Linked DNA regions of Mus musculus: all the other regions are linked to region 1. The links are chromatin loops, found by intact Hi-C in ENCODE. Cell type or tissue: gastrocnemius. All regions are shown on one strand. Links, peaks and the distances in the headings refer to the core of each region. The heading gives the core; the rest is flanking DNA.

Region 1 (10,141 bases), core at 3,251-8,250:
GAGATACAGAGGGCATGCCTGGTGTAGCTTGGACCACCCTGATCGCACAGCAAAAGCACCTGGAACTGGCTTGTTCAAACCAACTGCTGGGAAATGTGCCCAAACACAGACTTGAAATTTCAAACTGTCCAGTTGTGAATCCTCACACATCCCTGTGTCTGTGATATTCCTTATTTTCTTCTATTATATCTTTGGGCGCATCCGAGACTCCACGTTTTTCTTTTTCTTGCTAGAACGTGTTGGGTGTTGCTCTGCCTGGGTTAACTATCTACTCTTCCTCTGCTCCTGTTTCTTCTCTATTCCTATTCTAGGTCAACGTCTGGACTTTTCTCCAGCTCTATCTTCTAATTCTTCTCCTGAGTGGTTTCTCCTGGGCCAGTGAGTTCATCTAACCAGCGGCAACAGCTGCATTCCTTCGCTGAACCCAGTTCTTCCAGCTTCCAACAAGGAGGCAACAGCTCACCAGGAATGCTCCAGAGTGGGACAGCTGGGACATCACCCTCCGGGTCAGAACAGCCACCAGGGTCTCAGCCCCTGCTGGGTGAAGGTGGCCATTGTCTCACTGCCCTGACTGCATTAGGTACACTGTGAGGTGGTTTGCATAAGAGCCACCGCCATAGGCTCTTATATTTGAATGCTTTGTCATCAGGGATTGGCACTACTTGAGAGGGATTAGGAGGTGTGGCCTCGTTGGAGGAAGTGTATCCCTGGGACTGGACTTTAGGTTTTCAGATGTCCAAGACAGCCCCAGTGTCTCTCTCTTCCTGCTGCCTGTGGATCTGGATGGAGAACTCTCAGCTTCTTCTCCAGCACCATGTCTGCCCGCTCCCTGCCATGACTAGCCTCTGAAGCTGTAAGCAAGTCCTGATTAAATGCTTTATTTCTTTAAGAGTTGTTGACACCACCTAAGACATTCTAGAACATGCATCCCTTTAAGAAACTCATCCTAAGATTTCTGTTCCTCTGATGAGCTCTGAACTATACAACCTCGTCCGAATGAAGCCCAGCTCCCTCCTCAGAGGAGAGCCAACTCCAGAGTAGGTGAGAGGCAAAGGGTGCCCCTCCCCCACTTCCCACTTTATCAAAATGCAGAAACCAACTTTTATTTTGCAGAGTGACTAAACCCTTGCCTGGGGGATCTTATGGGTGGGAGTGGACTCTTTGCCATTATCCAACCTTGCCTGGCCAGATGTGGTGTTGTACACCTACAATCCAGCACTCAGGATATGACCTGAGCTGACAGCTAGCCTGGGCTACACCAAGACTCTGCCTCAAAACAAACAGATAATTTTGTGAAAACCCAAGGAACTCTCTGATTTCCAGTGTTGACTTCTCCAGGTGAAGCTAGAAGAATATTCAGGATTCAAAGCTATTATTTCCAGCTACCTTCTGCTGTCTTCTTGTAAGGCCTCTAAGAATAATGTGGTTAAATTAGTAGCTACTTCTCAAAGTATTTATTACAAAAAAAAAAAAATGAGACCAGCTGGCACAGTGGATCAGATCTGTAATCTCAGTGACTAGGAGATAAAGGGAAGAGAATAAGGAATTGAAATGTAGCCTTGGTTATATAGAGAATTGAAGGCTAGCCTGGGCTAAGGGGGTGGTGAAGAAAGAGGGGAATGAAGAGAAGAGGAGAAGAATGGAAGAGAGAAACAAAACAGAGAGAACACTGCCAGGACTCTAACAGCCTATGGAGAAGCCATATGGAGCAGATATTACGTGGCTCACTTGACAAAGGAAGAAAACTGAGGCTCGCAATAGTTAAATGACTTGTTCAGGGACATACAACACTGAGGAGCAACGCTATGCTTGAAGCCTGGCTTGGCCACCCGGCTGTCCCACTCTCAAAGAGCCTGGCACGTACCCAGTCAGGTCCTCACGCAGTGTGGATTCTCAGTTCCCATTCTCGCTCCCAAGGGACTCTGCTGTGGTACCTCAGGTGAGGGAAGCCAGAGCCCGAGCACAGCATTTGGGCTGGCAGCAGGGACTGCTGAGCAGTGTTGTGGGCTCGAGTGGCTTCCAGCAAAGAGCCCCAGTCTGATAGTGTGAAATCCACCATCCTCAAACCCAAGCAGGCCAGACCCGCCAGGTACCACCCTGAACCCAGTTCTTCTGTGTTCCCATTCTCTATAAAACCAGGCGTTGAGTCAGGAGGCAGCACAGTCTATCTCTCAGAGGACAGACGATCACCATGGAAGCGTCCAGCTAGAGAAGAGGGCAGCAACAGAGGCATCCTTACCACCAGTCCAATCTCTCTGGCAACCCAGACCCTCACCACGGAAGAAAGGCACCATCTCCAGCTGCAAACTCCAGGAGTATGGGCAAGAGAGATAGAGCCAGGAAGCCAGACTCGCTTCAAAGATGCCAAGTCTCCAAGGGCAGCAGGTAACATTATAATGCCCCATGGTATCCACAGGGCTTGGCCTTGCAACAAGTTCAAGTCTGTTATCGTTCAAATGGAATCTACATGTATCTTTCCTAGTACTTAACTCCCGTCTAGGTGGCCTAAATATGCTGTAGCAACTGAGAGGAACACGGTCTGTACACAGTGTAGTCGCCGATTTTTTTCCATTAATTTATTTACTGACTCACTTTACAACCCAATATCACCCCCGCTTCTTCCCAGTCCCCTCTTCACATAACTTCTCTCCTCATTCCTCCCGCCCCTTCTCCTCTGAGAAGAGGAATCCTCCCCTCCCAGGGGATCGCCCCACCCTGACACATCAAGTCATTGCAAAACTAGGTGCGTCGTCTCCCACTGAGGCAAGACAAGGCAGCCCAGAGAGGGGAATGGGATCTACAGGCAGGCAACAGATTCAGGGTCAGCCTTCATTCCAGTTGTTGGGAGACCTGCATGAAGACCAAGTTTCACATCTACATATGGAGGGGGGCAGGGGGTAGGGGAAGGGGGGCAGGAGGGGTCTAGGTCCAGCCCATGCTTGCTCTTCCGTTCAGTCTCTGGGGGCCCCCAAGGGTCCAAGTTAGGTGACTCTGTTGGTCTTCCTGTGGGGCTCCTAATCACTTTGGAGCCCTCAATCCTCCCCCAACTCTTCCACGAGACTCTATCTAACATTTGCCTGTGGGTCTCTGCCTCTGCTGGGGGACCCGTAAACTAGATCCTATCTGCCATCCTGACAGTGTCATTAATAATGCCAGGGATTGGTTCTTGCCCATGGGATGGGTCTCCATTTGGGCCAGTCAGTAGTTGCAGCCTTTTAATTTCCTATTTCCAATCTACAGTTCTTGTGCCCACAGACCCAGAAGCCATAAATGCCGAGGGCCGGTGTTGCAGCCCCTAACGGCAGTGGTTAGTGGTCACCCCAGCTCTAGCCACAGAGTTAAAAGCAAGCAAATGGGCATTCATTCCCATGGAAGCTGGTGTGGGTCACAGCCAGGGCTGGGAGGTTAGTGGGCAGGTGATACAGGGTCAGCCACTCTCATGGGTGGTGGATACCACGTGACATGGCAATGGGCATCCAAAGATGTCAGGCTACCCCCTGAGAGATCTTTCAGGATCAGCTGTCCCCTGAGAGATCTCATGTGCCCCCACACCCATGCATGAGGGGTGCAACTGCCCAGCACTGAAGCCAGAGGAGCTTGCGGGAGGCGGCAAGCTTATGGCTTTCACTGTTCAGCTCAATGGGCCTTTGTTTCCCCATCTGTATAAGTGAAGCTAGGCCAAGTCTGATCCCTAAGTCGTTGGGTCGCAGGTGCCGTTTTCCTTCTGTAGAACGGGGGCTCCCTGGGGCAGCACCTTTCAGACACCAATGGCATCACAGGACCTCAGCCATCTTCTTTAGTAGGCTTCTGTAGTCGGTACCATCTGTAACTCCAGTTCCAGCAGATCTGATGCCCTTCTGTGATGTCCTAGGGCACCAGGCACACACATGACACCCAGAAATACTGTATGTAATACAGGGAGAGAACCTAGATGTGTAAAATAAGATAAATATGAATTTTGAATAAATAATAAAACACATTTGCATGAAGTCTGAATTAGAAGTGAATAACGGAGCCAATCTTGTCATTGTGCAAAGGTTACAGGCATGTCCAAATACTAGGAATGCAGTGTTGCAGGGCAGAGCAACAGTGCAGGATCCTGTCCCACATGAAGCCCACTGCTGACCCCATGTGTGTTCTTGAAGGCGAGTCCCATTTACACACACACACACACACACACACACACACACACACACACACACGGTACTGAAAAGAATCCAGGGCGTGTCCAGCATACATTAGTTGGTGAGTACCCAGAAGGTGGAAGACCACAGAACGTGAGCCCAAACAGAAGTCCGCTGGGTGCTCAGAGACACACAACATCTCCCTGTGCAAGCACAGCACACTGGGAGAAAGGATGGGAAAGACACAAGAGTCTGGACCTGGACAGAGGCGGTTTGCTGAGGGTGGGAGGGTCTGCCTTCCAGGAAACAAGACTAGTTACAGACCCTCCGCAGTCTCAGTTTACAAAGTCCTCAGAGGACAGTGACAGGCTGTCTGAGGCTGACAAAGCACTGGCCACAGGCAGCCTGGGTGCTGGTAAGGACACACCATCGGGGCTTGTGTCCTGCAAGCAGATACAGCTGTGGGCTGTCAATCAAAAATAGTCATACAATCAGAATGGTGTCATCCTAGTACTTGGGATAGAGGATCAACAGAGATTTCAGGGCAGCCTGAGCTACATGGTAAGTTCCAGGCTAGCCAGGTCTAAACAGTGAGACCCTGTCTCAAAAATAATTGAACAAACAGTAATACAAACCCAGACTGTGTTCGAGCCTTGGCTTGGCCACAAACAGACAGTGTGACCCTGGGTAAGTTGCACGTTCCCCTTCATGGCATCAGCTCACCCAGCCTGCCCCTTGCTTGCTGAGTGCTGTGTGGCCTCGAGCAAATAGCCTTGCCTCTCGGATCCTCTCAAGTCATTTCTGTAGTGGGTACTTGGGAACGTTATCTCGGGGTCCTTACGACCCCAGTAGAGCAAAAAGGGCCTTGCACACCACACTAGCACACTGTTAGCTCTGCAGGTCTCACCTGGGTTGCCTCAGTCTGCCCCCCTCATCACCATCCCAGGCTCCAGCTGCCCAGGTGACATGGCGCCAAAGCTCGGCTGCTGCCCGGTCTGTGGCGACACCTGCTGGCCACATGTGGAAGGACACGAGCTCCGCTCCGCTAGATGGATGGATGCACCTGATGCGGGTGCGGGACTCAAGGACTTGAGGTTGCATCGCTCCTAAGAACTCGGGGCTACCGTCCTGGAATGTAGAGCTAAGACCCTGGGGTCGGAAGGAAGCAGGATCTCCACAAGGAACTAGGCTAAGAAACTGGAGGACAGGAGACTGAGAAAGATGCCCTCCACAGCGGCTGCTACCACGGAAACCGACGAAGGGGGAGTGGGATCCGCACCCCTACCTCACCCCACAGTGAGGCATTGAAACATCTAGAAATTACAGAGTCTATTTAGTTCGTGGTGCCTGCCATTAGTGTCCACGGATCTATTATTCAGTAAGAGCCATGCTTTGACCCTGTAACCCTGTGACCCTGCGACAGCATTGGGGATGCTCTGCTCCTCTGATGTTACCCTACAGCCTAATTGGATCTGAGAAGGTCCTTCTCCCTGGAATTCTGACGCACAGCGCCCCTTCCAACTGCCCAAGACCTACACAGAGGGACGAGTCCCCTAATGGAGGAAATTTGGGACCAGCAGAGGAAATGACCAAACACTGAATAGCAGACCAATGGGTGTTTCAGCTCCGACTCAGGGAGGTCAGGTTAGGGAGGGAGGGACAGGTCACTGATAAGAGATGAGGATAGTGAAAGACACAGGAGAGGAGAGGGAAGGGGAAGTGGGGAGGAGAGGGAGAAGCAGGGGACAGTGAAGGGTATGGAAGGAGGAGAAGACAGTCTCTTGTAGCCCAGGCTAGCCCTGGACTCTGAACTTGCTTATATAGTAGAGAATGACCTTGAATGCCTGACCCCTCCTGAGTCACACAGGGCTTCACCAGTGAGTGTGTGACAGTGTCGCTAGGTTAGCTGAGTGTGTGGCCTTAATGGGAGCTTCTGGGTGGACTATGGCAGACCCACCTCGTGTGAGCCTGGGAAGAAGGACCCTATGAGAAAGGGCCAAATGCTGTGCCCATCACTAACATGAGAGTTAGAGGGAGGGGAAGAGGGGAGCAGAGATCTGAGCTGGCGGCAGGCAGCTTGATTTTCCTACAGCAGGCACAGCGGCACCATGACAGCGGCTATTTGGAAGATGCTTATGCGGCCACAAGCCTAAACTTAATGCCAGCGCCGAGGAGGCAGAGGCAGGCAGATCTCTGAGTTCAAGGCCAGCCCGGTACACAGGGTGAGTTCCAGGTCAGCCAGGGCTATAGAGAGAAACCCTGTCTCAGGCTGTGATCCAGAGGTGGAGGCAGGGAGTTCAATACCAGTCTCTGTGTTCTCTGACTTATTTATCATTCAGATAAAGATAAATGTGCCCTGCAGATCCTCATTGGCTGAAGTAGCTCATGAAGGACAGGCCTTGACGGTTCTATCCACCTCAGCTTCTGGTCGAAGCTCTTCACGCCTCAGGCACAGTCACGGGAGGAGCCACGTTTATCCTAAAGTCGCAAGCTCCCACCACCAAAGGTGAGCCAACTCTAACTACCTTCCCCACCATGAAACACTGAATCCTCAGAAACCAGGAACCAAAATACTTTCTGTGCTACCCCAGGCCAGTTAAGTCAATCGACAGCTTGGTTTTTTTTTTTTTTTTTTTTGTTTTTTTTTTTGTTTTTTAAAATGGGCCAAAGACATTAATAGAAACATCACCCATGAAAACATACAGACCAAAGAGGTTTATAAAGTTCAAGGTAACCCTTACACACGGGGAGCTGGAGATTAACCTGGAATACATTAGATCATCCAAGCAAATAAACTCCATATGTAAATTTATATTTAGGGTGGACATATGCTTTGGCACTCACGTGGGGGTCAGAGGGCAACTTTTGGAACTCAGTTCTTTCCTTCCTCCATGTGGGTTCCAGGGAATCAAACTCACGATCATCTGGCTTGGGTGCAATCGCCCTTTCCCTGAGCCGTTTTGCCAGCCCTTAAGTATAGAAAAACTCATACTCCTGTCCATTGTATAAAGCCTTCACGTGGATGCTTAGAATGGGTCTACTCATAACTGCCAAACACTTAAAACAGCCAAGGTGTTCTTTAGTAAGTAAAGCTACGAATAAACTGGAGAGATCTAGCAGGGACTGACGTCACTCAGGACTTTAAAGAAATGAGCTAAACTGGGTGTGGTGGCGCACACCTTTAATCCCAGCACTCGGGAGGCGGAGGCAGGCGGATTTCTGAGTTCCAGGCCAGGCCAGGCCAGGCCAGCCTGGGTACACAGAGAAACCCTGTCTCACAAAAACAAAAACAAACAAACAAAAAAGAAATGAGTTGCGGGGGGGGGGGGGTATGGAAAGACACTGGAGGGAAGGTAAGTATACACAAGCACGTGAGGTCGCTGAGGAAGGCTGCGCGCCATACAGTCCCTACTCTTGAATGTTCTAGAACAGGGAGATACATGAAAAAGAAAGTTCCCTGCATGGTGGCCTTGATTGTCAACGGGATCTAGCCTCACACAGAGACAAGCCGCTGGGCACACCTATGAGTGAGTTTTCAGCTTAGATAAACTGACAAGGGAAGATCCACCCTACGTGTGGATCTGCATCGTCCCTGAGGGTAGGACCCTGAACTGGAGAAAAGGGGGAAGCAAACTGAGCACAGGCGTCCCTCTGTTTCCTGACTGCAGGTGCCTGCCTCACACTCCTGTTACCGTGGCTTCTCCTCCATGAGGAGCGGTTCCCTTAAACCGTGAGCCAACATAAGCCCCTCCCACAGCGGGAAGGCATGGTGTGTGCCTCCACCCACTCCCCAACCTCAACCCCCCCCCCACACACACACACACATGCACGCATGTGCCTATTGTACCCGTGGGGGTTCTGATTGCCTCACGCACATACTGGGCACCATGAGTCAATCTCTTGATTATCAGAGCATCCTTGTGCTGATGGGCAGGAAACTCTCAGCCCCGACGCCCATCAGCCTATCCCCAAATCAGGTTGACAGCCCACGGGGAGGATCCCTGGATCCAAAGTGATCATCTTTGCCCCCACCCCTTGTCTCTGTTCACGACTGGCTGCTTGGCCCATGGAAAACACTGCCACCCATCAGCCTGTTTGAGGGATTCCAGCAGAGTCTGAGGCCTGGGCCATGCCCACTCACGTTAGGTCTGGAGTGGGGAGTCCAGGGGTGAGAACTGCCTTGCAGCCATGTTCCCAGAATCCTCCGCTCTTTCTTAGGCCCTCAGCAGTCAGTGCCTTGGTAACGGGTGAGACTGAGTCTGCAGCCCCAGGGCTGTGATTATATTTTCCGACTCCTGAGAAGGCCACGTTCAGTCGTCTCTAATTGTGGCTTCTCGGCATGTCCATTAGATCTCGGCTGTTAATTATCTGTCCCCGTCTTTCTCTTTTCTTCGTTACTTTTTTGTGTGTTTCAGCTCTCAATTACCCAGAGAGGCATGTTAAAATATCCCACTGTAATTGTGGGTTTGGGCATGTGTTAAGTGCATACAAGTTTAAAATTATTCTAGCTCCCCTGTGAATTGAATCTTTTAACATTGTGGTATGCGCCTCTTTATTTCTAAAAGTACCATTTGCCTTAAGGTCTCCCTCTCACCCCCCAACCCTCCCCCCATAATAATACAGTCTTCTGCACTTACTCTTAGTTTTTGCCTGGGGTGTGTGTGTGTGCTCACGCGCACGTGTGCACACGTGCTCCTGTATGAATGTGTTCCTGTGTGTGCCTGTGCGTGTGTATGCGTGTATGTATGTGTGTGTGCACGTGCACGCACGCATCCCATGTTGCACTGTCACATGGGTTCCACAGTCACTGGATGAATGTACGTCTCAAGCCTGGAGATTCATATCATTCATTAACTATAAAAAGTACTCTGTCTAGTGTCTCCGGCCAGTGTTCTCTCCATTCCTTATAAAATGCCTACTAAGTGCCTGTTGTCCCTCACAAAGCTCTCTTAGCCTTTCTGCATGTCTCCTGTCCCCATGGGAAATGTTCTGGCATTTTTCTCACCTTTGTCTTGTAGTTCACCACCTCTGGCTCTCTTGGTCACTTCGAAGTCCCAGCTGTTACTACATCTACAGCTAACTCTTGTTTTGTGTCCAAACGGTCTATTACATTTACTATTGTGTGGGTGTGGGAGGCGTGGGGGGGGGGGGGTCATTACATGTACCATGATGCCCTTGTGAAAGTCAGAGGATAACCTCCGGGGATCAGCTCTTTTCTTCTACCAGGCAAACCCCAGGGAACTGACTGTGGCCACTCGCAGCAGAGGAGCTCATGTGAGTTGCGGGTGGTGGTGGAGATTAGCAGCCAAAGAGAAAACCCTTGGCAGCTTTAAACATTACTCAGTTTGTGTCCGGTTATTATACCCGTGCAAGTAAGGCTGGCCAGGAGAGAGACGGATGGCCAATGCTTTTTTATCCAGTGGCTTAGTCACATCCTCCAGTACCTGTTTATGAGGAAGTCTTTCTTTTACTCTAACCAGTGAGCGCTGATGAACTCTTCAGAGGGCGTTACAGCCCTGGGATTTAGACAGGATAACTGGAAGTTAGTTGGAACTCGCCTCCTGGGTGAATGGACCCACAACAAATGATTGGCAGTTGGTTGGATGAGGCCAATCCACCAGTACCTCCCAGGTAGGTCTAGCATCAAATTGTCCCAATTGACACTGCAAAATGATCCCTCCTAGCTTCGGGACTTCAATCCCTGAAACCTGCTAGAACATTCCTTTTGTTTTTCTTGGGCATAGCGGCTGTCACAGTCTTGATTTTTATTATCCTCCCAGTCTGGTGTTGGACGCTGCAGCAAACTGAATCTGGACCAAAAAGGACCCACCCGAACATCTAAGAAATAAAACGGATGGAGGTGTGGGGAACGGAGGAAGCGCTGAGCGAACGTGTGCCAGGCCAAGGCACACCGTCGTGACGCCATCGCCTCAGACACAAGGGAAAACAGCAAAGACTTCCACGCTGAGGCGCAGAGGGAAAGCAGAGCCTTCCTCTTGTCCACATGTGAATGCTGA
Region 2 (10,141 bases), core at 2,031-7,030, 84 kb before region 1:
TACTGTGATCCCTGCATCAAAGGTGAGGTGTCAGGGGCTGTCACAGAACAGCTGGGGACTCAGGCACTGGAGAAATGTGGGCAGGGATCAGGGACAGTCTCCCAGGTGGGGACATCCTTTGAGCTGAGCACAGAAGGAAGGAAGGAAGGAAGGAAGGAAGGAAGGAAGGAAGGAAGGAAGGAAGGGACCTTATTTGACTATGAGAGAGGCTATATCATCATAACCAACGTTTTCAGTTCTCCAAATCCAATAGGAAAACACTCAGCCATTCTAATTACTTCCAGAATTAAAACATTGTGGGAAGCATACAGCAGACTCCACAGCCCAGCTATGCGAGAGCCCAGCTCGGAGAAGCACGACTGTGCAGCTTGTGGGGCGGGGGTTGGGAGCCCATTGGATGCTCCCAGCCGGCAAGTGTTCTTAGGGACTACTAAATCCTGAACACTCTTGGCAAGGCCAATTGGCAGCAGGCTCAGGCTCCCACACAGATTGACAGCAACTTCTCAGTGTGGCCTCCCGGGAGGAACACGGGCCAAGCAAACGCCTAGGCCTCACCTTCCTCATCTGTAAAGGAAGCAGTGGGGAGCTAAATCACCTCTAATCTCACCGCAAGCCCACATCTTGCTGAGGTTCCCTCCTTGGGGGCCTTGATCAGCGTGAGCACCACTGGAGACACAGCTGTATGACAGGCTTCCCCGGGCCCATGTTTCTGGTCACGTCATGCTTGGCTTGAAGGACCCAATCCAAAAGACTCTGTGTAGCACACAAGGCCTCTCCCTGGCTGCCCTGTCTTCAACGTATCTCTTACTTTCTCCCTATTCCCATCCCTTCCAATCCATGAGATAACTGCACCAGGACTCTCTTTTCTTCCCTACCTGCCACACCTGGACTTATTTGTTTCTTTGTATATACATGATGACTATTCTTCGCTGTCAACTTGACTACATCTAGAATTAACTACCACCCAAGCAGCTGGATAAACCTGTGAGAGATTTTTCTTAATTGAATTGTTCAAAGTGAAAAGACCTAGACTCGACCAGGATCTTTTGAAGGAAAAGATCCACCTCAAATCTGGGCCATGCCTTCTACTGGCAGCCTCTGTAAAGGACATGGACACAAGAGCATGAGGAATTATGTTAAAGGAACTATGTTAAAACATAGTAAAGCTATGTTTATTTATGTTAAAGCATCGAACAACATTAAGAAGGTTGAGAACCACTGCCCTAGAGAACTCTGTGTGTACCTGAGTGTGTGTGTGTGTGTGTGTGTGTGTGTGTGTGTGTGTGTGTGTGTGTATTTATGGCTTCAGTACCCATGGAGGCCATAAGAGGGCAGTATGTCCCTGAAACTGGATGGAGTTACAGAAGGATGTGAGCTGCTACATGTGCTGGGAATAAAACTGGGTCTTCTGAAGGGCAGCCATAATTGTGGGACTATCATTCCAGTCCCTCGCCTCTTTATAATGTGAGTTCTACAGATCAAACTCAGCCTCTCATGCTTGCATGGCAAGCACCCTACTTAATAAGTCATCATCCCAGCCCTCCTAAGGTTAGTTTTATATCAGATAAAATAGAGGCCCAGACCTGCCTTTCTTGGTGGCCTGATTTCCATAGTTGGTGTCCTGGGAGTAAAGCCTTCATCAGGAACTTGTAGATAACTGATTTGGAAAGAGATCCCAAGAAGGAAGAAGGAAGCAATGAGAATACAGAAAGGCCGTTCTCACAACTGAGTGACGAGGTCACAAGATCTTGGTTTTATGGGATCTCTCAAGAGCGTACAGTGGAGACCTCAGAACTCCAACCCTGCAGAAGGGAGGGTTCCAAGAGTTCCATCAGCCATTTAAGTGTCCCTCTTCTAGGTAGACCTTGGGTGAGACAGAAACTGGACCTGAGGAGAACTTCCAGACTTCGAGGTTCAGAAGGGAAGGGTGTTCCAGGTTGGGAAATTCACAGCATAGTCAGGCATAGGAAGAAAGGAAGAGAGACATATTGCTAAGGCAAGAGGAAAGCTTTGCTGGAACAGGAACTTAGATTTCGTACTGTGGGGTCTGAAAGCTACATTAAGCAGGTGAGACAACACCACTTCTCTGCAGCAGCTACACAAACCTTCACAATGGCAGCTCTGTGATGGAATAGTGGGTCAGCCTGATGCGTCTCGGTTTTCCTGACCAGGAAGGAACTGGGGAAACACCAAACACCTGCCTTTGAGTTAAGCACCTCCTTATCTCATATAATGCCTTGGCAATTCTCCAAGAGATTCCCGTCCCTAGTCCCATTTTACTTAATAGCATGCCCTCAGCCACGTACTTAGGACATGTTCAACCCAGACTGATGCTGCCATTCCTCCAGCAAAGTCACTTCCCACTTGCCCTAGTGAACTTGACAGAGCCTAGAATCATCCAAGAACAAAATTTCCTGCATTGCATTGGCCTATAAGCACATCTTGATTATTCGTTGATGCGGAAAATTACAGCCCACAATGGGTGACACCACTCCCTAGGGTGGTGGTCCCAGGCTGTGTAAGAAAGCTGGCTGAGCACAAGCCTGCTAGTGAGGCAGCAAGCAGTGTCACTCCATAGATTATGCTTCAAGTTCTCCCTTGAGTTCCTGCCCTGACTCCCTTCCATGATGAACTGTAACCTGTTAGATAAAAAAAAAAAAACAAAAAACAAAAAACAAAACAAAAAAAAAACAAAAAACAAACAAACAAACAAAAAAACCACAACCCTTTGATCTCCTAAGTTGCTTTTGGTGTTTGACACAGCAGCAGAGTTGAGCTAGAGCCCCATCCTCATGGGTAGCTCTATACTTCTTGGGTAGGAAAGAAGTTATGGAAATCCCCCCTGTTCCCAAATGCTTCTCCTCTTTCTACACCCCTTCCCTGTGGGCCATTTTATCAGGCAGGGCTGTGTGGTGACATGCCACTGCCTGGTGTGAGGATCTCCATGTTTGAGGTGTTTGACTGACACAACTGGGTAAGAGGTGGTTTGGGGCATTATTTGTAGCACAGGTGTGACTACTCAGACCTCCAGTCTAGGGCTTCAACTGCCTCATCTTGCCTGTCCCACACTCCCACTTCCCTTGTCTGAGCAATACCATCCTGTCTTTCACCTGCATGTTTTAGCTACACTGGCCTGCCCTCTAGCACTCAGGGCTGCAGCCCACCTCGGGGTTTTCACACAAGCCTTTTACTCTGGCTGGATCCTCCCTGAGGAACCTTGACAAACATCACAGTAAACCATTGATCCTTAAACACTCCAGTAGGCACCATGCCTGCCCATTCCTAGTTCCTCTTTCCCCCCCTAGAGTTCCCATTCCCCAACCCCCAACCCCCTGTGGACCATGACAATGAGAATTCTTCAGAGGCTAGGGATATGGCTCAGTCATGAAAGTGTTGGCTATCTCTCCATCCCACTGTGACTACCTTATCTTGGAAGGGTAGCTTTATTGTCTCTGAGGAGTGTCTCTCTCTGACTCCAGAATCCTCCTTCTCTCAAATGAACCCAAACTAACAGATCCCTCCATATTCACAGCCCAGGAAACCCTCAGGTGGAATCTCCACACCCTGGTGTGATGAGCTGTCAGCAGTCCCACCCAATGGGAAACTTCTATACCCTCCAGCAAAGGTGCAAACCAGAGGATGCTACCTCTGGTGGAGTTCACTGTAACTTCTGACCTTGGCTGTGTGCTTCCAGGTCAGTTAGTTCTGTGGGCACTGACATCAGTCCAGGTGAGATAGTGGGTGTCCAATGTCCTCTCTCTTCTGAGGTCATAGGTGAGAAGCTGGGTGAAGACAGGTGTCAGGGACTGGAGAGATGGCTCAGCAATTAAGAGCAATGACTGCTCTTCCAGAGGTCCTGAGTTCAAATCCCAGCAATCACATGGTGGCTCACAACCATCTGTAATGAGATCTGATGCCCTCTTCTGGTGTGTCTGAAGACAGCTACAGTGTACTTACATATAATAAATAAATCTTAAAAAAAAAAAAAAGGGTGTCACCTGTACCTAACGGTGTGCCTGTTCCACATCTCTCTCCCTTCTTATTAGCTGCTTTCGATATTTTGAGTTTGTTTTGGTCTGGTCTGGTTTGATCTCGTTTGGTCTCATTTGTCAAAGTAGTCACATCCAAGAGGCTTCCTCCATTCCACCTCTGAAGCAACCAGGCTTAGGTCCTTTTCTGAACCTGTCAGAATTAGTATTAGTGCCTGCTCCCAGAAAAGAACAAAGCAACTATAGCTGTCGTTCATGGCTGTCATCGTCACTGGTGAGCCTACTTGTTCAGAACAGACCTGACTAAATCAACCTTGGCACACAAACTGAGGCCCCTAGCACGCTGATCATTCTGGCCACTTGGTGTCTGCCTATGAGGCTGCACATCTGAGCTCTGTGTGGACAAGTGCAGCAATTGATTATTGATGTCTGCCACAGATACAGGCAAGGAGGGTAGAGTACATTGGCAACATACATACTGCCAGAGGCTAACTTCGTGACACCTTCCTAGTGTGTTATGCTAAAAATTCATTATGAATCCCTCTGAGGTAGATCTGAGGAATGCGTGGAATGAAATAAAGTGTGTGCTTTGTTCTTTGTGGAAATTCAGGTTTTTATCAAAGCCCATACTTTGGAAGGCATCAGAATATAGTATTCTCCACCCAGAACGTTCCCACAAACTCCTGCCTACTTTCTCAGGCTCACTAATTAAGAAAATGACCTACAGGCTTTCCTCTTATGAAGGTATTTTCTCAATTGAGGTTCCCTCCTCTCTGATGACTTTAGCTTGTGGCATAAAACCAGCCAGGACATATTTCCTCTTCCCTTAATCCTAACAGTGCTAAGAAACTCACAGAATTACATACATACATACATACATACATACATACACACAAACACACACACCTCCAGAAAAAACACCCCTTCACAAGGAGAAACTGGAGCACTGAGGGATAAGCAGATTCATGCCTTTTCATTTTTTTTTTATTTTAAACTTTTTTATTGTATGTCTATGTGCAGGTGTGTGCATGTGAGTGCAGTGCCCAGAGAGGCCACTAGAGAGCATTGGATTCCATGGAGCTGGAGTTATGGGTGGCTGTGAGTTGGGAACTAAAGCTGGGGTGCTCTTAACTGCTGAATCATGTTTCCAGCCTGAGTCCCACCTTTAAGTGCTTTGGTACAGGATCCAACTCAGAATAGCAGGGGCTGGCCAGGTCCAGCCTTGTCCACATCTTCCCTGGAGTCAAGGATCTAGCAGTGTATGTAGGAAGAACCAAGAAGCCAAGGGCATCCAGCGCCTGCCTAGGATGGATGAGGCCACAGGAAGCTGTCAGCCCAATGGAAGCCAGCTGGCAGTGGGTGAGCAGCTACCTCACCCATCAGCACCTCTGGAAGCAGGAACCAGCTCTGAGCTTCCACACTCTCATTCCAGGGGCCCAGCCCCAGGAGCACCTGCTGGCCAGTGGAGCCTTGAGTCCCCACTAGGATGCTAGCCCCCTCCCCCACATCCTGGAGGCACCCGGGAGAGAAGGTTCCCTGGGTTCATATCTCGTGCTAATAAGGGGTGGGAAAGGTAAGGTCTACTTGATCTGGCTCTTGGAAGGAAGCCAGAGAAACTCTCTAGCCATTGATTCTCTTCCCAGGTTCGTGCGCCGTGTGGGAAAATTAAGATGTATAGTCTGCAAATGGGCTAACCTTTCCCGAGCTTTTAATGAGCCTTCCTATGCTGTAACTGTTTCTCTTTCTTGTGTGTGTGCATGCTCACATGTGTGTGCATATGCTCCCTAATGAAGCCCATATGGAAACACAATACCTGTACTACTCTAGTCTTCAAGTGGCCTTTATAATGGGAAAGACTTTTTCCCCCCTTCAAATTGAAATCCGTGCTTCACCTGTGTGCATTTCCACTGAGCTCAGAGAACAAGCCAGGCTCCCTCATAGAACATGCTGGAAGAGTCCGAGGCACCAACAGTCCCAGGCACTGTAGGAGCCCCTGGTAAGCCCAAGAGCTCCCAGAATTCCTAGTGCGGCTCAGGCTTCCCTGTAGATGGACTGACATGAGCATACATAGACCCTAAGGAAAGAGAGAGACCTTCATCCACTGCGCCCCTGGGACACTGGCCTCTGGAGAGAAATTTTTAGTCTCTGATAACACCAGTTCTCATAATACTGGTTCAAGATATGGAGGAATGGCAGCAGATTCTGAAGTCCTCTAATCCCTGACTCCTCCAATCCTGATGCCCATTCTAGTCTCCGTCAGGGCTGCCAGCAGAAGTTCCTACAGGCACCGGTCACCTTGCATCCATCCAAGGTTAGGGGACTGTTAGGGCTGCTTTTGTGCCACAGTGGCAGGAGGAGAGGGAGAGGAAGGGTGAGGGGTCGTCAAGATTAAGCCATGAAAGAAGCCAGCTGATGGAAAGCCCTGGAAACCCTTTCCCACCCAGGATAAATTCAAGAAAAGAGGAGCCTTCCATAAGCCAAGAGACACAGGTGCAGAAGGTGCATTGCTGTGTAAGTGAGTTATAAAAGGCCTGAGGGTCAGCACCATCTTCTCTAGCTCAGAAGCCTGCCTTTGGCTTTCAGGAGTGCACTTCTCTCAATTAGACTGCCTGTTTCTGTTGTCTAACCGTGTTCCAGGGACACAAGAAACTGACAACATCACATAGGTGTCTCCCAGACTCTCACCCACATCTACAAAGGCACCCTGACTGAAATACCTAACCAAACAACTTTAAAAGGACAGATTTGACTCAGGGTTGTCAGGGGTTCAGCACAGTGGGGCATGGAAGTGTTCACAGGAGTGGGTGGCTGTGATTTCTCTGTCCCCATAGACAAGAGAGCAGAGGAGGAGAGGGTGCAACCCTCACAGCCTGCTCCTAGAGGCCTATTTCTTCCAGCCTGGCCTCCTAAAGGTTCCTTCTGATACCTTCAAAATGCCAGTTAGGGACCAAACCCTGCAAGCAGGAGGGAACATTTCAGAGTCGAAGGCTAACAAAGCCCTTCTGGTGGTAACTTTCTCAGCATCTCAAGCCATCCAGAGACACAGGGGCTTTGGGACTCAGGATACCGAACATGAGAAGTTGCTGAGAAATGGAATTCTCTGGCCTAACTCAAGGCCTGGAGAGAATCCAGAGAATTGGTGACCACCAGCAAGACAGCAATAACGGGAAGGCTGTGTGTGAGAGAAGTCAAAAGGAGGCAGCCAAAGCTGTAGTCAGAAGCAAATTCCTAGCACTTCATGTAAAAGGTAGGAATAAAGAGCCACAGAGCCATTAAGGAAGGTGGCAGCAAAATGCAAGAGAAGAGACCATGGGTTTAAAGTTTTAACACCCAAAGGAGATGGAGGAAGCTCCAGGAAGAAAAAGGAGAATGACACTCATAATTCAGGGTAAGGCAAGTAAGCAGAATTGCAGCCTAGACAGGAAAAATTCAATGGGCCCAAACCCTAGGGTAAGATATGTGTTGGATCCAGAAGAGCAAAGTTGCCATACTGAGACTGTTCTCACTGGTTCTATATGAAGCCTGATGGGTCAGAAACAGGAGAAGAAAACAGGAGTCCTTGGCAGAAAGATGAGCAGGGGCAAGCACAGGAGTCAGGATGGAGGGAGGAGGTAGAGGCATGGGTATGGAAACAACACTTTGATGCCCTAGAATAAAAGCAAAGAAATCAAATTGAAGCCAGGGTGCTTTTGCTAAATTACTGTTGGCTGCTCCGTTTCTGTTCGTGTGGTGCTCAGAGATGCTTGTTGCTGTGAGAAAATAAGAACCCTAAAGATGTGAGAGGTCAATTTCTAAGTTGATTTTTATCCCTTTTGAAAAACCCTTTGGAAATACCTTAGGTGACCGTCTAGCAGACTGTCCCTCAGTGAAGAGATCCCTGATGTGGCCCTGCTTTGTAAACACATAGGAGGTGGGGCCTGATTCTGTGGAAGGCTCCATCACACAAGGAGTCAATTTAAAAGGTAAACAGAGGCTGGAGATGGAGCTCTGAAATGTCCCTAGCAGAGAAGGGGGAAGAGTTGAAGAGAGGAGTTGAGCCTAGGACACAGGAACTGGCCCTGCCAGCCCCTTCACAGGGACTGCCCTGCCTCCAGAAGTCCAGCCCCAATGAACACTTCTGATCACAAACCTCAGCTATATTTTTATTTTTAAGTTTTGTTCTTAAGACTATTTGCTTTTCTTTCATGTGCATGGGTGCTTTGTCTGCATTTATGTCTATGTGTGTGCCTGGTACCCAAGGAAGCCAGAAGAATGTGACTGATCCCCTGGAACTGAAGTTAGGGATGGCTATGAAGTTTCTGGGAACCAAGCCCAGGTCTTCTGCAAGACCAGCTGGTGCTGTTACTGACTCGGGGGAGTCATGTCTACCCAATATCTGCTGTTTATCCCCAGCCCTTGTTCCTCACTGAGACCGACCTGGCAGACTAACGCAAAGGATACGTTCAATACAAATAAAATCAAGCTATAAAACACTCCATTCGTCAGGAGACCCATACCATGAAATCACTTCCAGTGCAAAACAGTGCATGGTGTGCGCCAGAGAACGCACGCATCCGTGGAAAAATATAAGTGGAATGTTCTAGACCCAAGTACTCATGGCAGTGGGGGTGGAGGGTGGGTGGAGGAAATGGCTGTGGCTCACCGCTCCTTCTGCCTGGCAGAGCGTTTCCAGCGGCCATAACTCTGAAAGACAGAGCAGGCTCTGCAAACCACCCACAACAGCGGCCCAGCCCTGAGCTGGTGACCTCACATCCTATCTCTAAGACTTACTCAGACCTTGTGACTGCCTAGCATGCAGTAATCATCACCTCTGTTTTCCAAAAGAAGAAATGGAGGCACAGAGAGGAGGTTAAGCGATGTGACCAAGAGTCACCAAGCAGACAGTGGCCCAAGTGTTTGGAACAAATGGCAGGCTTTTCTGGCCATAACCTTGAACTCTCTGGCCCTGTGCAGGTGCCTGCTGAACTCTTTTGGTTTAGTGTGAGGTTTTCTACAGGCATGCATGAATACAGATGTGCACAGACAGACAGACAGTCAGACAGACAGACACACACACACTGGACTACACTGATGGTTCTTCATGGCGAGCTAAGTACGGTTGTCCTTTCCACCTGTAATGTACAATTTAATTGGACCAAAGACCCCCATCTCTAGCAGGGTGACCCCTATCATATTAAATACTCAGAGACCAGTCTCTAATTCTCCACTCGCCTATGCCCTGGGAGCTGACCCCTGTGGCGTTGGATGAGGGCAGGGCAAGCGTCCCATTCATATTTTATAAGTTTGTTTAATGGAGCCTGATTTTTTGGGGTTATGTATTTTTAAAGACCACATGGCTTAGATTGATGGAGCTGCTACTTCTGACAAACCAGGGAGCTGGAGGCAGCCCAGCCCTTCTGGGGTCAAGAGGGACAACAGGAAGGAGACACGGATGGACGGAGCTACCTAAATGCCTACCGAGTGGAACTGGTACAATAAATTATGTCTGCCCCTATAATGGACCAACTCAGCCATTGAGGATGAGATACGGCAGCAGATCTGAGCAGGGAAAGAGATTCATGATGTACGTATCCTTAAGGGAGAAAGGCTCAGAAGGAGTGAGCAGAGGGCCCTACGGAACAGAAGTGCAGGTACCTGTGCGTGCATCAGTAACTAAGGGTTTTATACTGGGGAAACTAGGATTCATGTCTCCATAAAGGATCCGATAGTAACCTTAGGTTTTCTTGATCCCTCTGAGCCCTGGCTGCCTCATCTGTACTGTAAGGGGGCAAAAGGTCAAGCCAAGTGCATGTTCCCTCCATGAGTGACACGATGGTATAGGGAAGGTAAAACACTTAAAGGGCGTGTCTGCGGCTGAGGAGGCAGCCTGGTGGTTAAGAACCTATAAAGGACTCAAGTTTGGTTCCCAGCAGGCAGCTCACAACCACCTCTAACTCCAGCTCCTGAGGGTCTGAGAGCCTCTTCTCTCCTGCACCTGCATGCACACATGTGCACGTGTGCACAAACACACACACACACACACACTGATGCATACACATAATTTAAAATAAATACACATGGGTGGGGATGCACACCACCGAGAGAGAGCTTGTGATGCATGCAGGGAGCCCTGGGATCTATCCCCAGCATCTCGGTGTTGAGAAAAGGTCCCT
Region 3 (10,141 bases), core at 3,033-8,032, 96 kb before region 1:
TCATCACTCCAAGTTAGGTGGCATTAATGTTGACAATATTTTATTTTACCCAGTATGCTCCATAAAATATCATGTCGATATTAAAACTATGGGTGAAAATCAATTGCCTCTAAGCCAGTGAGAGATCTATGTCAAACTAGAATGGTTGAGGGCCTGAGGCATGACTTCTAAGGCTGTTCGCTAGTCACCACACACAACACGTCGCATACTCAGGCACATGTGCACACATGCAGGCTCTTACACACGAATGCTCACCTGAACATGCATGCCATCCACACCAAGTCTCCATATCTGCAGAGCCACAGCTGGGGTCAGCTGGGCCCGCCCCTCACCCTACAGTCTTCAGTGACTTCCCATAACCACCTGTGAAGGGACAGACACCTTTGCAATAACACCTTTGTTGCCCAGCTGGCACACAGTGGGCAGGTAACAGGACACATGTATGCAGGGGAACAAGCCGGAAGAACAGAGCCTCGGGATGGGGTGGGGGCTGGGGGAGGAAGTTGGACTTTGCAGAATGAGATGGTCGGGTGGCGGTGGATACCAGCAACAGGCACTCCTCACTGTCAGCCCAGGATGTAAAAAAGACTGAACCCCTGACTGTTGTCCCAACAAAGAGAGGGCCTTGTACCTACAAGGCGACTCTAGCCAAACAGGCCTGGGTACAGTTCCGGTAGCAGATCCTCTCTGTCCTGAGCCCAAACCAGCTCAGCTGGCTTCCAGGACAGGCTTCTTGGAATGCAGCCCCACAGAGAAAGCTGCAAGCAAGAAGAGAGAAAGACAGGCGCTCTGACATGGCTTTTCCTCTCAGGTTGTCTTCATTGCCAAAGGCCCGGACCGGAGGACTTAGAGGTGGTGTGTACGGAGGTGGAAGGAGAGAGCAGCAGAGAGATCTTTTTGTAGTTGTGTGGCTGGAAAGCAATCTTCCCTGTGAGCTTGGCAGGCTGGGCCTCTCGGGGGCCCTTTATTCACTTCACTGGCAGCTCACCTCCGCTCTCTCAGGGTGCTGTAGGGGCGTGTGATGGCAAGTTTATAGACAAGGTTGACCAGATGGCTCAGTGGATACCTGAAGACTTGAGTTCAACCCTGGGACCCATGTGAAGGAAGGAGAGAACTGGCTCCCCCACATTGTCCTCCGATCACCACACGCACACCTTGGCAGCCCCTCCGCCACACTCACTCGACCATTCGATGTAATTTTTTTTAGATTAGATTAAAGTTTTGTTGTTGTTTTTTTTTAAATCAATTCATAGCAAGAGTTAGTGGCTTCTGACCCCTACATGCAAGTGACACCTCTTCCAACAGTGACTTTGTGCTTGTATTTCTCAGAGTCTCAAGTCTCTCCTCCCTAGGACACTGTCCTAAGAACAGTAGAAGATTTCTCTCCAATAGTCAAGAGAGTGCTTTATTTCATTTTATTTCTTCCTCCAAAGGCATGCTTATAGATCACCCTGAAATACGCTAATCTCCAGTAGATATGGCAGCTCACTCTAATCCCAGCACTTGGGAGGCTGAGGCAAGGGATCCCAGTGAGTCTCCCACACAGCCTTCGAGACAGGGCCAGTTCCCCATCAGCCAGGGTGAAAAATGGAACTGTGCATTGAACACACCAACAGAAGAACCCTGACTTGAAGCTTGCTCTCTCCCCAGCGTTAACGGCTTTAGCTTCGTTTGAAGCTATTTGACTGGGGGCCACCCCGACACTCAGTGTCCTTGTCTAGAAGTAGAATCCTAATGGGCCTGCTAGCAATGGCTCTGGGTTGACAGGGATTCATTTTATGAATGAAGTCTTAGATTAGACTAGATAAGAATGGTGGAAACGCTAAAACAGAGTTTTCTATCCGGTTTAAACACACACACACACACACACACACACACACACACACACACACATCTCAGCTCTCGTTCGAGATGACCCCTGAGCTCTCCTGGTTTCTGCTAATGTTCCCGATAGCCATTCACTTCCTGGTTGTTTGCCTCCTCGGCTCTGATTGGCCAGATTCCAGTTCACTTGGGAGCTGTGTTATGAAGACCTTGAAGGCTCCAGGAAAAGGAAAAATTCCCTCTTCTCATTCTTCTCTCCATGAGCTCTTCAGCCAAACCCACCCTTACCCTTTAAGACGCAGACGGGTTCAACCTCGGATGCCGTCGCATCCATTCTAGACCTATCCTTTGTCCCCAGATCCTGGCATCCAGAGCATGGTGTGGCCTCTCACACTGAGAGGTGGGGCCTGCAACCCAGGTTTTGACTCCGACCACAAGACTCTGCGTTCATTCAGTGTCTCCCCCCCCCCCCCCCACACACACACACACTTCACTCCACTACCACATTCATCTGTCAAGTGCCCTCCCCACCCGACACACAGACACGCAGACTCACGGACAGACACAGCCTTCTCTCCCGTCTCTCCCTCCACCCACGTCTTTTCCCTTGAGCTAGATCTGGGGGCGGGGTGAGAAGAAAGCCAAATGTCTTCCAACCACAGAGTAGTGACAGTGTTGTCCTTACAACACCAACCAAAGATCTAATTTTTTTTCCTTTCCTGAATGCCTAAAAGGAGTTGGAAAACCCGAGGGCACCATTGCCTTGTTTTCTGCTCAATGGAGTCTGGCCAGAATCCACCCACAGCTAAACAAAGCATCCTTTCTTGTCCCACTGAAGTTCTCAAAATCTGGCCAGCCTGACACCCACCCAGAACAGCCCCTTGACCTGACTCCTGCCTTCGTCCTCCATGCCTTTTGATGGCATTGTTCAATATTCAAAATCAGACCCAAAGTGCCTGTCCACACCCTAGTCTGAAAGACCAAGAACAGAATTTTAAAATAATAATAATAAATAAATAAAATCTGTGGCCTAACCAGTGGTTGGAGCGCCATCTGCTGGCCATTTTATAAGCAGCGCCTCCCTCACCAGCCCACATGGCTCTAAGTTCCCGTATTTCAAAGTCTTTTCGGAGTTTAACTCCGAGAGAGTATAGCTTCAGGCGTGGGAACTTGTGCTTTTAAGTACGTTAATATCCCATTATTCTATTATGGGAATACGCATTTAGGAATAAAGGCTCTTTTTAAAAAATCTTTTATTCCTTTTCTTTTAAAGCTATTTAAAGTCTCCATCAAACATCTGGGAGGGATGATCTCAGCTTACAACGGCTTTTATTACTGTCACACTTGTTCCTACTACCGTGATAATGATTGTGGCATTGTATTAATCAATAAATCATAACGAACTCGCTTTTTACACACTCTTAACACAGACCCCCAGACCAGTGTGTGCCCGGGTTTGCAGGAAAATTTATGATTCTGGGTGGGAGGGAGAAGGAGACTATAACACAACAAAGACCAAAATAAATAAATAAAGAGGGAGGATTGCTTTTAGAAAAAAAAAAGGAGGAAGCTTTTTTCTAAAAGAGACTCTCGGCTTGGGAAGGCAGATTTGGGACTGAGTTAATAAATGCCTCTCCTATCTGCTTAGTCAAAGGAGCTTACGTCCCTTTAGCTGGGATTTTTTTTTTAACCTCATTAAAAATCAAAGGGAAAGCATGGGAATTTTCCTCTGTAAATATTTTGCCTGTCCTCTGAGGAGAGAAAACAGAAAATCACCTGTCTCAGTCGGTGCCTTCTTTCGAATTCACTTTGGCCAAATACCTTAGGCAGTCAGGGTGATGGAGAAGAATTGGGGAAGGGGGGGGGGGCTTATGCCTGTCAGCAAGTGTGTCCACCAAGTGTGGGTTTGGGTAGCCATAGGGAGCACGTGGCATCTACCCCTTTCGAGTCTGCAGCTGCCACAGCACAGCACATCCTGAGGAAGGGCTGGCTGAGTCACACGAACCCTGTGGATTCTAGAAGCCCCTTTCCCTGGGCTTCTCTAGGACCCACCCATCACTCTGAGCTCTCCATTGGTCCACCATGGGGGATTTGGTCCACATTCGTCGGGTGTTCTCAGCTTCTTCATCAGATTCCTTCCTCTCTAGTTCTTGAGCTAAAACCCCGTTTATAAGAAAGTCAGGAGCCTGGGAAACATCTCGTCATTGTAGCGTCCAGCCCATCATCTTATTGAACGGGCGTTTTACTTCTCCCTTGAAGCTGGGTGTCCGCCCCGAGTTGAGGCAGATACAAAACACAGACGTAGACGGAATTTTATTTCAACGTTTAATACGTAAAATTCTCGCTAAAATAAAACAAGCCATAAAAGTAGCCTTTCCCAGAGCACACGGGTTTTTTGTTGTTGTTGTTTTGTTTTTGTTTTGTTTTGTTTTTTTATTTTTTCTGGAACTAGCCCCTTCTGATTAGGAGCAAGGTACAGAACCTCGCTACAGGTTCAGCTACTGAAAACTTGAATGAAAGTTCTCCTTGGCCTCCTCCTCCAAGGCCACTCCTGGTCTCTAGTCCACAAGGTATAAGAGGCTGAGACAGGATCCGAACATTTCGAGTGGAAACTGGTTCTTCATTGAGTTCCCCCCACTATCTTTCTCAGAAGTATGAAGAGGTTTGGGGGTTGGTGGGGGTGTTGTTTTTGTTTGTTGTTTTGTTTTGTTTCAAGCATTGTTTATTTGAAATACTAGCTGCTAAGTTCAACACAGTTTTCTGCGATGTCTGCAGACAGAATTTTTTGTTTGGACTTTCAGTAGTGCGAGGAGAGAGAACGAGAGAGAGAGAGAGAGAGAGAGAGAGAGAGAGAGAGAGAGAGAGAGAGAGAAACAAATAGCCTTGCTTTGAAGTTCCCACATAATTACTGTAAAGATCTGTGAAAGTACAGAGCCAAGAGCCAGCGCTTTGCTCCAATCTGGAGGATGCAAAGGCCAGGCGCAGCCCGGGAAGACTCTCTCAGAGCGGTGCAGAAATACGCAGCCAAGGTAGATGGGAGGTGTGTGCGCCCCCCCCCCCCCCCCGGTGTCTGCAGGAGGCAATAAGAGGAGGCAGAGCAAGGAGAAGAAACTGGAAAGAGAAATCAAGAGAAAAGGAGAAAACATGGGGGGGGGGGGTTGTGAGGGGAAAGGAGATGCTGGTGATATTTACAAAGATTGGTGCAGAAATTAAACGCTGCATATACGATACGGAAGTTGAGGGGTGGGGGGGTGGGGAGTGGCAGGTTTCCATCTCCATTTCTTTGTAAGAATACAAGTTAGGGACATCCGAGGAGAAAATGGTTGTAGCCTCTGAGGTTTGTTCTCTGAACGATCAGCCCAGCTGCAAGCAGCGGCTGAGAAAGTTCTTGATGTCACAGTGCCCCCTGCAGTAGCACCTGGAAGGGACCCCAAGGGCCACCTTGCGGCTTCCCATCGCCTTTGTGTTTCCTACCGCGAAAAGAGGAGGGGACAGGAAGATGTTTCTACTCTCAGAGTCTTTTAAGGGTCTACCACTAGCCAGGCCAGGGGACGGACGAACAGACGGGGGCAGCTTTGAAAAGTAACTTCCGATTCCTTTCACCTCCTTTGGGAGACCAGGAAAAGAGGGGGCAAGCAACCTTGCTCTGCGATTTTTTTCTCCCCCCACCCCCCCATTATCCCTTTAATCCTATTTTAGTTGAGATCTGACTTGGAAATTTCTAAAAGACTTTAGTCTCCCGTCCTCGTCCTCCAGATTGCTAGAAGAGGGTGATAGAAGGAGCGTGTGCGAGCGAGTGCGAGAAGGTGTGTGAGCGCTGCTTGTTTATGACGCTTCGCATTCTGCTTCCACGGCGAGAACGCTGACCAGTTCATTACTCGCTGTCCATAAATTGAAACCTTTGACATTTTTCTTAAATTGTTTGATGTTCCCCAGAAAGGGAAAAAAAAAAGTACTCAATCACTGAAACTCATGGGGGAGGGGGCATTACTTATGGTGGCGGGGTGGGGGGGCATTAAATTTGCAGGCAGATTCTGGCCACCCCACAGTGACTGTGAATAGATAACTTGGGCCACTGTATCAACTCCTCAAAGTTCTTAATAAAGCAAATTACAGTTGGGACAAAGTAAAGGGGTTATGGGAGGGCACGGACAGCGTAAACCAGAGGAAGAGCCGTTTCCATAAATATTTTCAAGATTATAAAAAGCTACTTGAGGAAAGAGTGTGTTGAGCAGGGTCTCAGACTTAGGGCTCATTGAAGCCATTAAATATTCATCTTTTTTTTTCTCTCATGAAAAACTCGGTACAGCTCTGATGTTATCTGAAGTGTCATTTCAGAGGGTCCTAGTGATTAGGCCTTTTTCTTTTTCTTTCTTTCTTTCTTTCTTTCTTTTCTTTTCTTTTCTTTTCTTTTTTCCTTTTTTCTTTTTTCTTTTTTCCACTTCTCTCATTAAAGGGCCAGTTTTCCTGTTGTGTGTCTCGAACTTTGTTCCGATCTGAAATTCTACCTACCCCGTCTATCTCCCCCACCCCGACTCCCAGTGGTCCCCCCCCCCCACCCAAGAAGGACTACATTCAAGGCTGATTTGAGAACAACAACAAATCTGGTTGTGTTCTCTCTCTCTCTCTCTCTCTCTCTCTCTCTCTCTCTCTCTCTCTCCCTAAAACTGCTTTTGATTTTTACTGAGCTACCAAATGCAGAAATCATTCCTCTGACGTTGAGAACGTTCCACTTTAAATCACAAGGTACGTCAGACATAACTGCTCGCTTTTAAAACATTCTATAATTATAGGAAGAAAGAATTGGGGGGGGGGTGGCTTTTAAAGAAGCAGTGCTGAAAGGAACTGGCTTGCAAGTCATGTCTGTCTTTTATAAAGTTCATAATTTCCCAGTCAATTCTTTTAAGTTAATAACATCTTAAACATAAAGAGCATTAAAGGGTTCCTCTCATTTGCCACCAAGCACAACAAACAGAGAGGAAAATTTTTTTTTGATTTTTTTTTTTAGGACCTCAGAGACGGAAATATTTCTCAGGAAATGTCAAACTGGAATATCTACGTTATATCTACACATGAAATAATAAATCAAGTTCAGGTTTCTCCCATCTGACCAAAAAAGAAAATAGAAAAGAAACAATAAAATGGGTTTAGAATATTGCCTTACGGTTCCCACACCTTCTTTTTTTAGCTCTCAAAAAAATTAATAGATGATACTCTATTGAGAAAGATAGCATGTACTTTCTCAAAACTTGGTGGGAAAAGTATTAGTTTTCCTCTTGGCAAAGGAAATTAAATATATGTTTTAGGGGGAGAAATATATATACTATTTCATGGTGATAGGATCCAACAAAAACCCAGGAAATTCAAAACCAGGCTGATGCCAGGCAAGGGCTCCGCACCGCTGTCCCTTTGCCGACAACAGATTTAGAAGTATGGAATGCCTGGGTGAACCTCAGGCTTCCTGACCCCCTGTCTAAACAGAGAAGTGTTATTTCAACACCAGCCTTATGCTGCCGCCCGGGCCCTGGCTATGCCCGTCCTTTGTCTCCACACTATGCCCTTCCCCACCTGAAATGTACATTTAACCACAAGGACTTGCGGACCCTGGAGACAACTTCTGGCTATTTTATAGTAAGAAGGGTTTAGAAGGAGAAAGGAGACGTGCTATATAATAGAATCGTGCAGGCTTTGGGTTGTTTTGTTTTGTTTTGTTTTTTGATGGAAAACCCAGGAGAGAATCAGAAAGAATACAGAGTTGGGGAGCTGGGGCTTGGGGGGGAACAAACACGTTGGTGGAGTGACCCTGGCTGTGCTCAGGTGTCTGTGGACTGCCATGAAGTCACACCCTCCTGAAGTGTTTCTGTCCCAAATATCAAAGCATAAGGACCCAGGACACCACCAGGAGCCCTTCCAGAAGGCTCTAGTTCTGAGCCATTTATGGATTCCAGATCATTAATTTACTACGGTGTCATTAATTACCACAGAGTAGTAGAAAACTGAACTCACGGGTTTTATGGACATGGCTTCTGTGCGTCTGAGAGCTGGGGGGGGGTGACTTTCAGTTTCTGGGAGCTGGGGGGACTTTCAGTTTCACTGCATCCTAAGATTTTAAAGAGTTGGGATGTGGGGAGAAGCAGGCGCTCACTGCTCACTGTGAGTAAATGTTTTCCACGGGTTATAACAGTTAGTAATTTGAAATGAACCTTGAGGTTTTCTCTTCATATACCCTGGATCCTTTAAGAGTACTGGCCAAAAGAAAAAGAAAAAAAGAAAAAAGAAAAAGAAATAGAAAAGGAAGGAAGGAAGGAAGGAAGGAAGGAAGGAAGGAAGGAAGGAAGGAGAGAATTTTTTTTTAAGATTCTCTCTTCTTTAATGTATCTAATTTGGATTCTATTAAATGCTGTTTACCCTGATGTTAAGATATTTTGGTGACTTTAATTCCATGATCCCCTCTGTATGAAAGAAAAGAAACTCTTTCTTGAAGAGATTTGGAAAGGGAGGAGAAGAAAAAATCCTTTTAAAAGGGCTTAGGGGAAAACGGGAGAGAGGCTTTCTCTCTCAGAAGCCCAGCTGCCGAAGCTGAAGGCCATTCTAGGCACGCAGAAACTCATTTACCTGAATCGCTTTGTCACCCCGTGGCCCTTGGCCCATAAATGGTTCCGTCTACTGCCAAATAAAACCAAACCGAAAGCATGTTTGGGGTTGGGGGTGCCAGGAAACATCCCCCAAAAATGAAAAGCCAGATTTCTATGCTGTTTGCTTTGGTTTCTCTGTAGGAGGGTTTCTAGAGAGGGGATCTGGATTCTGCGGCCTTTCTGGGTGCAGCCACTCCTGTGGGGTCTGCAGAGGACTCACCCAAGAGAGAAACTGTCCCTTTAGTCTTTGTCCAAAGTGAAAGAGAAAGTGACCACCATCGCGGAGGTCAGCAAACCCCACTGGGTACTTTTAATCTCTGTTTTTCTCTCGCTTGTAAAGCATGGATTAAGACCCCAGATAGTGAGGGCTGGGAAGGAGTCACTGGGACTTGAGGTAGCGTTCCTCCCACACCTGGAAAACAGTCTTTGCCTCCGTGGGGACGGTAGGGAAGCATTTGCAAGAGATGTTACTCCAAAATGGATGTTAGCTAACCACAATAGGCCCCGTTCCATTTTCGTCTGTACCGAATGGCAGGTGTCTGGGGTGGAGTGTGGAGTCTTAGCAGAGACAGCCAGCTTTGAATTGCTTCTTTTTTTTTTTTTTTTTTTTTTTTTTAATGTCCTTAAACTAGGAAGGTATGTCTACGGATGGGCCTGTATATTTCTGTGTTTGCATGTATGTGTGCTTATCTGCTTGTGTCTATGTGTGTGTGTGTGTGTGTGTGTGTGTGTGTGTGTGTGTGTATGTTATGTCTGCATATCTGTGGGTCCGTATTTCTCTCTGTGTGCGGATATGTCTCTGTATTGGTGTCTATGTGTATGTATCTGTATATATATCTGCACGTCTCTCATTCTGGGTGTGTCTCTGTGTCTGTATATCTTTCTGGGTGTATTTCTATGTGTGTTTTTACTTCTGTGTGTGTATGTTTGTATGTGTATGTCTGTATCTATGTCTCTGTGTGTGTTTGTATGTTTGTCTGTGTGTGTGTGTATCTGTATGACTCATGTCTGTATGTCTATGTGTGTCTGAGGTCTCTAAGTGTGTTTCTGTGTGTATGTGTGTGTGCACATCTCTCATGTCTGTATATCTCTGTGTGTCTATATGTCTATGTGTGTCTCTGTCTGAGGTCTCTGGGTTTGTCTGTGTGTGTGTGTGTGTGTGTGTGTGCGTGTGTGTGTGTGCATGCATGTCTGTCTATGTGTGTCTCTGTCTGAAGTCTCTGTGTGTTTGTATGCCTATGTGTATATGTGAGTGTGTGTCTTTGTATACCTGTGTGTCATTAAGTCCGTGTTTCTGGGTATCTATCTGTGCACACACATCCTCGGCCATTTAACTATTCCACTCAGTCCCAGACATCGCAGGCTCCATGGGGCTGTGAGGCCTCACTTCCAGTTTCTTTATTTCCAGACAGTGAAATGCGCCCAATTGAAAAATGGATGAGCTAAGGCTTTTCACTGATCTCCTTTCCAAATTGGATTGCTTTCCCAATCTAACTGAGTGCTTAGAAATTAGTCAATAAGGCAACTAATTAATAATTTGACTGGTGGTGGGGGGGGGTTGGTTTCTCAGTCGTACATGACACAAGGCCCCAGTCTTCTGGAAGTGCCAGGCTCCGTCATTCCACCATAGTTCATGGTACCAAAATCAACCAGCTGAAGCAGGAAGGGGACTCCGGCTCACT

The links. Hi-C counts contacts between places; a loop is a spot of excess contacts. Peaks named below come from ENCODE experiments on the same cell type or tissue, not always from the same donor. Only the 100,000 strongest peaks of a DNase experiment are listed, where the experiment ranks them.
Region 2: it touches region 1 in a loop (2.1-fold over the local background); 18 of 42 quality-filtered maps call a loop at or near these places.
Region 3: a loop joins it to region 1, with 7 times the contacts of the local background. A loop is called at or near these places in 16 of 42 quality-filtered maps.

What each region holds. Positions count from the first base shown.
Region 1 is chr5:118,776,750-118,786,890 of GRCm38, reverse strand. No RefSeq gene overlaps it. Among named protein-coding and RNA genes, the nearest start is that of Gm42015, 61 kb to the left of the region's middle. In gastrocnemius, for the core only: no CTCF peak of the experiment used is centred there; a DNase peak (open chromatin) is centred at 5,128; H3K27ac peaks cover 1,845 bases.
Region 2 is chr5:118,859,830-118,869,970 of GRCm38, reverse strand. No RefSeq gene overlaps it. Among named protein-coding and RNA genes, the nearest start is that of Gm42015, 22 kb to the right of the region's middle. In gastrocnemius, for the core only: no CTCF peak of the experiment used is centred there; no DNase peak of the experiment used is centred there.
Region 3 is chr5:118,872,652-118,882,792 of GRCm38, reverse strand. No RefSeq gene overlaps it. Among named protein-coding and RNA genes, the nearest start is that of Gm42015, 34 kb to the right of the region's middle. In gastrocnemius, for the core only: a CTCF peak has its summit at 5,234 (motif pointing left); a DNase peak (open chromatin) is centred at 5,263; H3K4me3 peaks cover 697 bases.